Linked DNA regions of Homo sapiens: regions 1 and 3 are each linked to region 2. The links are chromatin loops, found by intact Hi-C in ENCODE. Cell type or tissue: heart right ventricle. All regions are shown on one strand. Region 1 has its middle 31 kb from the start of REEP1. Region 2 overlaps REEP1 (receptor accessory protein 1). Region 3 has its middle 35 kb from the start of REEP1.

The links. Hi-C counts contacts between places; a loop is a spot of excess contacts. Peaks named below come from ENCODE experiments on the same cell type or tissue, not always from the same donor. Only the 100,000 strongest peaks of a DNase experiment are listed, where the experiment ranks them.
Region 1: a loop joins it to region 2, with 11 times the contacts of the local background. A loop is called at or near these places in 44 of 110 quality-filtered maps.
Region 3: it touches region 2 in a loop (2.4-fold over the local background); 43 of 110 quality-filtered maps call a loop at or near these places.

Annotation. Positions count from the first base shown.
Region 1 is chr2:86,367,293-86,369,792 of GRCh38, reverse strand. No RefSeq gene overlaps it. Among named protein-coding and RNA genes, the nearest start is that of REEP1, 31 kb to the right of the region's middle. In heart right ventricle, a CTCF peak has its summit at 1,334 (motif pointing right); a DNase peak (open chromatin) is centred at 1,356.
Region 2 is chr2:86,297,839-86,300,338 of GRCh38, reverse strand. The region is part of intron 1 of REEP1 (receptor accessory protein 1); the gene reads left to right. Among named protein-coding and RNA genes, the nearest start is that of REEP1, 39 kb to the left of the region's middle. In heart right ventricle, a CTCF peak has its summit at 1,489 (motif pointing left); a DNase peak (open chromatin) is centred at 1,528; H3K27ac peaks cover 1,532 bases.
Region 3 is chr2:86,371,838-86,374,337 of GRCh38, reverse strand. No RefSeq gene overlaps it. Among named protein-coding and RNA genes, the nearest start is that of REEP1, 35 kb to the right of the region's middle. In heart right ventricle, CTCF peaks have their summits at 1,065 and 1,269; a DNase peak (open chromatin) is centred at 1,326.

The DNA of each region.
Region 1 (2,500 bases), 69 kb before region 2:
GAGAACCACCAGCAGATGATGCTGCCTGACTTGCCCCACAAATAAAGATATCAAGGAAAACAACTATTCTGCTCTGTTTGGTCTAAAAGCAAACCCTTGGTTTAAGGACGGTTGAACTATTATTAAGTAATAATCAATTTCTCTTTCTCTGCTTGCTGAACATGATACATGTCCTTCAAAATCCAAATCACGAATCATTGTTTCAGTGATTCTTTCTGCCAGCTTATCAGTAGAAATGAATCCCTTCTTCCTCTGCACCCTTAGTGTGTTCATCCCTTGGCTGGGGTGCGCATGACAGTTGTCTGGGTTAAAATTGAGTTTCTCATCATTTTGTGAGCTCCTACTAAGAAGGTACTACGTCTTTTTCATTTTTGTGTTGGTTCATAATAAATGCCGAATTGATGGATGCTCTATTGTTATATTAACAGTAGTAAATATCAGTACTGTGTGATGAAAATACAGAGGAAAATAACCACCAGATTAAGATGAACTCTAGAGAGTGATTCTGAAACTTTAGCTTGCATCAGAGTCCCTGGGAGGGCTTATTAAAACAGATTCCTGGGCCCTACTTGTACAGTTTCTAACTCGGTAGGCCTGGGGTTGGAACCTCAAGTTTGTGTTTTTACCAAGTCCCAAGTGACACTGAAGCCGCTCTTCAGGGGCCACACGCAGACCCACTAGGCTAGCCCACTCCGTCTGCTTCAATATTCCCTCCAAATGCACTTCTGTAATCCTTAGATTAACCCCAGGTGTGAGCAGGACCCCCACAGTGCATTTTTTCCTAGAGCAGCACCTGTAATAGAATCACAGATTCTTGACAGATATTTCAATCATAGAATCTCCAGAGTTGTTTTTTTTTTAATTCCAATTTTGCACCCGAAGCAGAAATCCCTTTGACCACCAGTGCTCCCAGTTGTCCTATTCCTCTTGCATCTGACACTCTCTGAGTTGGACATGAACAGTTTCCACCTCGCCTGGCTGCCTCTGATGAGCCCAGGACTGAACAATGATGCCTAGATGTCAGCTCACCAGCACTAGGGACTGTCCCCCATGCTGGCTCCTGTGGGCACCTCTCTGGTTTTGAAATTCTCATCCATCTGTTACCAATTCATTCCAGACCCTCACAGGAGATAAGTGTTCAATCAGTCTGGATGGTACTTGGGTTTAACTTAGGGATTTCACTGAGCTGCGGTACCTCGCGATTGGCCAAGTACCTGTTGAAAGCAATTTGGTTTTTCAAGCCCCGCCTCCTTCCCACCCACCGCGTTTTTTTTTTTTTTTTTTTTTTTTTTTTCCCAGGCGTTCTCTGCTGGCTCCCCCAGAGGGCGCACCCGCCCCAGGCCAAATCCCCAAGGAGTCCCCTTCTCTGGGTTGCAGAACAGGGTCCTTCTCTGGGACAGGGGGCTCTCTGGGGAGAGAAACTGGGTGGCCCGGACTGGCTTCTCACAGGAACAGACGGCAGGGTGCAGGCACTGGACAGGAGCCGTCTGCTTGGGTTTGGTGGGTGGATCCAAATCCTGCTCTGACACTAAATCCCTGTGTGACCTTGGGCAAGTTACTCACTGAGGTCTCTGAAACCACAGGAAATTGCACGATTCATTTGAAGATTTAAGGAGAAAATGCATTTAAAGCACTTTCCTCCAGCCTGGTGCATAGCACTGTTATATTAGTTACTATTAAGTTTGGATCGATTGACTTCTGTTTGAGTTGAGTATTTTGTCATCTGATGGAGGGATGTTTGCAGAAAAGAGCCACGATTGCGATTCCACAATTAGAGGAAAGTGGGGATAGATAAGGAGGGAGCAGAGTAGACTGGGGGTGGGGAGGAACCAACGTGAATTTAGTAATACTATGTGCCATTTGTTTTGCAGACACTGTCTGATATCATCCTTGGAATAAAGCAAAGCAAATATAAGAAAACCATCCCTGTTTTACAGGTGAGGAATGAGGTGTAAGGAGGATAAATAAAAAACTCATCCAAGGACAGCAGGTAGCAGAGCTGGGCTTTGAACCTGGGAGTTGAAAGACTGTGCAGCTTATCAGAGTAGGTTGTTTGGAAGCCAGGGCACTGCAGAAGCTCAAGGCAAAGGGCACCTGGACAAGGGCAAAGGGGACTCAGCAAGGAGACAGGATTGACCAGCAGGCTGGGTCTTGGAGGACATTGTCCCCAGAGCTCCCCTAAGAGCTAGTTACAAAGGCCAAGGACCCAGGCCTGCCTGCCCCACACACAGCCCAGCAAACCTCCCTCTGCTCCTGAAATTATATCCCAGACCTCTTGACTTTTGTCCCTTACCGACTCTCTCTTGAGATTGGACCACAAATGGATATATCACCTGAGTGAGGCAAAGTTTAATAGTCTGGTGCCAGGCTGCCTGGGTTTGCATCCCAGCTCTGTCACTAACCAGCTCTGAGCCCTTGTGCAAATTATCTAACTGTTCTGGCTCTCAGTTTTCTTATCTGTAAAGTGAGAAAATAATAATATTCACCTCTCAGGATTGTC
Region 2 (2,500 bases):
GGGGCCCATCCTAGTGGATGAGAGGCACAGTTCTCAGCGCAGAGGAAGGAGGGCAGGACCTGTCGATGGGAAATAGAGAGAGTGGACCGATTTGGCTAAAGAGGCAGAATTTGGACTGGACCAAGGAGTGAAATCCCAGGTAACAAATTTTAAGTCAGTAAAACAAAGAGCTCCTTAGGGTGGCCCAAGCTGGACCAGCCTGCGTGGGATGATAGCAAGTTCCTGTATGTGCAGAGGTTCAAACAGTCCAGAACAGCATTCTAAAGCAGATCCAAGCATCTGCTGGGGTGGACAAGATGGCTCTCATGGTCCCCCCTGGCCATGTCAGTCTGGCCCTGGGCTGCTGCCTCTGCTGCAGATATTTTCCTTGGATTCTCCACTCACAGAAGGAAGATTGGAGGGTATTTTACTGGTGTACTTGTATTAGAGGGCCATATTCAGTCTACCAGTATTTTAACTACTGTTGTTGCTGGGTGTTGGATTGTGGATGATTTTGATTTTTGTTTTATTTTTTACATATTTTAAAATTTTTCTACAATCAACATAGATGAGTTGTGCTTATGTTAACAGTAAGAAGTTAAACCATAGTTTATTAGTAGCCAATAACTACTTTATTAGTAGCCAATAAATAGTAGCCAATATTAATTGCTACTCTAGATGGTGTTGTGGCTTGTATAAGATGAACGCAGTATTGTCCTTGCTCTTAAGGAACTTGTAGCCTAATGAGGAAGGTATGATATAACCACATAATGCAAGCTGGAAGAAGGCTAGTTAAGTGCTAATAGAACATTACCAAGTGTGTAGAAGGCACACATATAACCCTTGTTCTAAGGAGCTCAGGAAAAGGTTTTATAAAAAGAATAGCCCTGGATCTAGGCATAGAACAGTGGTTCTCAAGCAGGGGCTGTTTTGCTCTGAGAGGACATTCGGTGGTGTCTGGAGATGTTTTTGGTTGCCACACTTGGAGTGGGGTCATCTAATAGTTAAAGCCCAGGGATAATGCTGAGGACAGCCCCTCACAACAAAGAATTGTCTGGCCCCAAATGTCAGTAGTGCCAAGGCTTCTAGTCCAATGCATTAGAAGAATGCATAGGATTTTGGCAGACAGAGTTGGGGGCAGAGCACTGCAGGCCAAGAGAATGATGACTGAGCACAGTGGCAGAAATGCATGAGTAGACAGGAATTAGCAGAGGGCCCAAGGAGCTGGTGGGACACCTGCAGCTAGGTGGCAGAGGCCCTTGATATCAACATAAGCAGCTTGGACGTTTTTCTTTGGGCAGTAGGGAACAATGGTATCTTTTGAGCTCTATCAAGAATAGAGTCAGTTCTTAACATCCCAGCTTTGCTTCATTGATTGCTCATCTGCACAGCCACAAAGATGAAAACACACCCGTTTTCCTGTTTTTCTCCCCAGCCTATCCACTCTTTGTTTTCCACCATCCAGAGGAAAGCTCGGTCAGCACTCTGCCTTGCTGACCCAGGATTCCCATCTGCTGGTGACAAAGGGATACAGCAAAAAGCGATCCCCTTTTGACCATTCTCCTTCCTGCTGCAATTTCCAGGAATGTACCATGGCAAGGGTGACTGTCCATGACTATTCTGCTGGCCCCATAACAGCTTTGCTCTGCGCACCGTTGTTTGAGTGTTTACTAACATCCTCACACTATCTCTGGATGCAGGGTGGAGGGTAGAGGGCCCAGTTCATGCTCAAAGCGTCCACACGGTAGAAACAGCCCAGCAGAGGCCAGGGCTGGACCTGGGTCCGACTGCAGGCATGGGGATAAACAATGCTTGAGCTGTGGAGGGGAGGGCACCCCAGAACTCGACACGGTGCTCTCTTCATGTGTTCACTCCTGCCTCACCAGCAATAGAACAGTGTTACACACCCATACTGGTAGGCACTAGGTGAATGTTTTCTGAATGAAAGAATGAAGAGACAGATCCAGGGAGCGGGTGTGATGGCCTAAGATTACCCAGCCTGTTGGGATCAGAGCTGAACCTGGAACCAGGATTCCTGACCCCCAGTTGGGAGCCCATCCCTGTGCCACATCTGCCCTTCCATGCCCAGGGACCTGGTGCTATCATCCTGGGTCCTGGCCAGGCACCTTTAGCCAGCACCCTGTTCTCCAAACTTCTCCCATTCCTTGAATTCCACCATTCCCCAAACCAACCAATCCATCAACCCAGGGAAACAGCCTAGCATGCCCTTCCCTACCTGCTGCCAGTGGCCACAGAGCTGTTAAACTACTCTACACTAAAATGTTGGAGACTGCTAGTTAGTTACTGTGGTTATCCACTTCCCCCAGGATGTCTCTGACGATGCCTCAACTCAGGCATTTCTTAATGGACCAGTTGGGGTGGGAAGTGGGGCATGCGACCCTATATGGTGCTGAAGTTTTTGCCAAATTATACTATTTATAGTAAGGCCTTCTTGGCTCAAACACATCTAGGGAAAGGGAACAGTGTGAACTTGTCAGTTGTTTTCTCTTTTTATTTTGAG
Region 3 (2,500 bases), 74 kb before region 2:
TCCCCCACTCTCACTGTGGATGGATGCTCTAGGTCTACTTAATCTTTGACACTCCATGGGTTAAAATCATGTCTTCCTGTTTCACTTTGTATATATTTGTTTTTGAGGTCGAGAATTTTTTATTTCTTTATAACCATTAGAATTTCTGTTCCTGTCAATTGCCTGTAGATGTGCTCTTCTTCCGTGCACACCCCACCATTACTGAATGTTAGCCTCTGGATTGCAGAGTCTTTGTTTGTTTACTTCAGCACCCTATCCTCAGCATGTAGAATAGTGCTGGGCACGTGCTTGGGATTCATCAAAACCATTCGAAAAAGATGGATTGATGAATAGCTTTTTTCCTGTTTCGCTGTTCATCTTCTTCTTATTGACTTGTAGAAAATATTTGTATATTGGGAATATTAATGTCGATTTTCCCAGTCTATTGCTACCTTTTTTAAAAGATATATTTATTTATTGGTATTGTTTCCAAAGAAATAATACAATTACTTGATACCAAAATAGAATTATTTGGATAGGGTGGTGAAGTAAACAACATGCAAAAAAGAAAATACTTCAAAAGGTAATTTTCCTCCTCACTCTGTATTACAGCTGCCTACATCTGGTCCCAGCACATCCATTACCAGTTTCTTGGGTAACATTCCTGAGCTGCTGTATGCGTAGACACACTTATGTCATCTAACCTGGCTTATAGTGTCTTCCATCTTTCAAGATATTTTTACATAATCAAACAACATTGTTTATCCTGTAGGATTTCTGCCAGCCTGGATTTTTCTGATTGTTTCCCCTTGGTGTCTTTTAACATGTTTCTCTTCTCCCTATATTCCCTGTAAATTAGTGAGGTTAAATCACTTCTGTACTCAAAATCCTCCACTGGCTTCTCAAAATGCAAGCCAGAGACCCTGCAATGTCCTCCAAGGAGCTGTGTTAGTGCTGATCAGAACAATGTTACCTGTCCAGCACACTCTGGGGCTCTTGTCCCATGCATATGCTCAGCCACCAGGTCTAGGGTTCTCATTGCCAGCTAGCCAGCAAATGACCCATTTCCAAAATCCCTTTTTGCAGTTGGCTTCCTAGGACCACTCCCGGCACCAACTATATTACAATGAATTCACATTCTGAGATGGAAAAAGGCTTACAGAGGGGTTATTGGAAAGTGTTGGCAGTTATGCGTCTTGCAGATGGGAATAAGGGAACAAGGAAGGCAGGAATGGGGAGAGATAGAAACCGTCCTGTAATGTGGTGACAGATCCTAGATCCCAGGGGGAGCTCTTGAGCTGGAACAATGCCTTATGATTGCTCCAAATTGAAGCAGGACAGGCTGGCTTTTGTATCCCTACCTCAGCCAGTCACTGACTATGTGTGGACTGCTCCCACCCGGGGGCCAATTCCCCACAGCCAGGGCAATTCCCAGTGGATACTGGTCAGCAACCAGTATTCTCAGCAGCTGAGAGATGAGTGCATCTGCCCTGGAGAAGGGATATGGGAGGAGTGCCCCAGAACCCATGATAGCCAGGCCTCCAGTCTTGGTCTGGTCTCATATGATAGCAGTCATAGAGTTCACACCACTTTCTACCCAGTATTCCCTCAAGGCAAAGGGATCCTGGAGATTAGCATTTCTCTCCTTTTTTAAAATCTAACTACTGTATCTTTCTTGGGGAAGGGAGGCTCAGAAAAATGTGACAGCTCCCTCATGCCACTTAAGAGCCGTGGGAATACAGGTAAGACTGTCCCAGAACCCCTGTGTCCCTGGCATCCCATTCAGTCATTGTCACGCTACAGTTTCCACTGCAAAAGGGCATGAGACACTCCTATGAGGTACCAGAGTTCTGGAGAGAAAGAGCGAACAGAGCTCCTCTGCTCTCAGCTCTCCAAACTTACTCTGCCTCTGTTTATGCTGTCCAAACAGGAGCCGTAGCCTCGTGTGGGTATTGAAATTTCAATTAATTTGAGGTCTTGCTTCCTCTCCAGCTGTCTTCTGCCCCCACAGGCCAGAGAGGAGTTTCATGTCCTTTCTAGTGTGCATGTGTGTGTGACCATGTGTGTGTGTGAGTATAGGGGGGCCATATTGGTTGATAGTTTAAACAACCCTCCCGGTAGCTATCCCATTCATCTTATTCTTTCATGTTTCCTTAGTGATATCTGTTATTAAATTGCTGGACTTCCATCAGACTCTTGAAAAGAGGAAGGAGTTGGTCACACTGTGACTTATTAAAAGTGTCCTATGAAAATTCAATGCTTTTTTATTGTATAAGAAGCTATTAAAATAATATAGATTAATATATTTTATTTTTTGACTTGAAAGTTAGATTATTTTATCATTATGCAGCATGCATATCTTTACCATAACTGAGTTCTTTTAAAAAAGAAAAACAAAACCAGAATTCTGGAATGCTGTTCTGGCAAGCGAAAACCTCAGAAAAAGAGAATCTCATCTTATCCCAGTGATTGTTTCAGAAGGAACATCGGATACAAATGAATTGGTAAATATCTAGCAGAG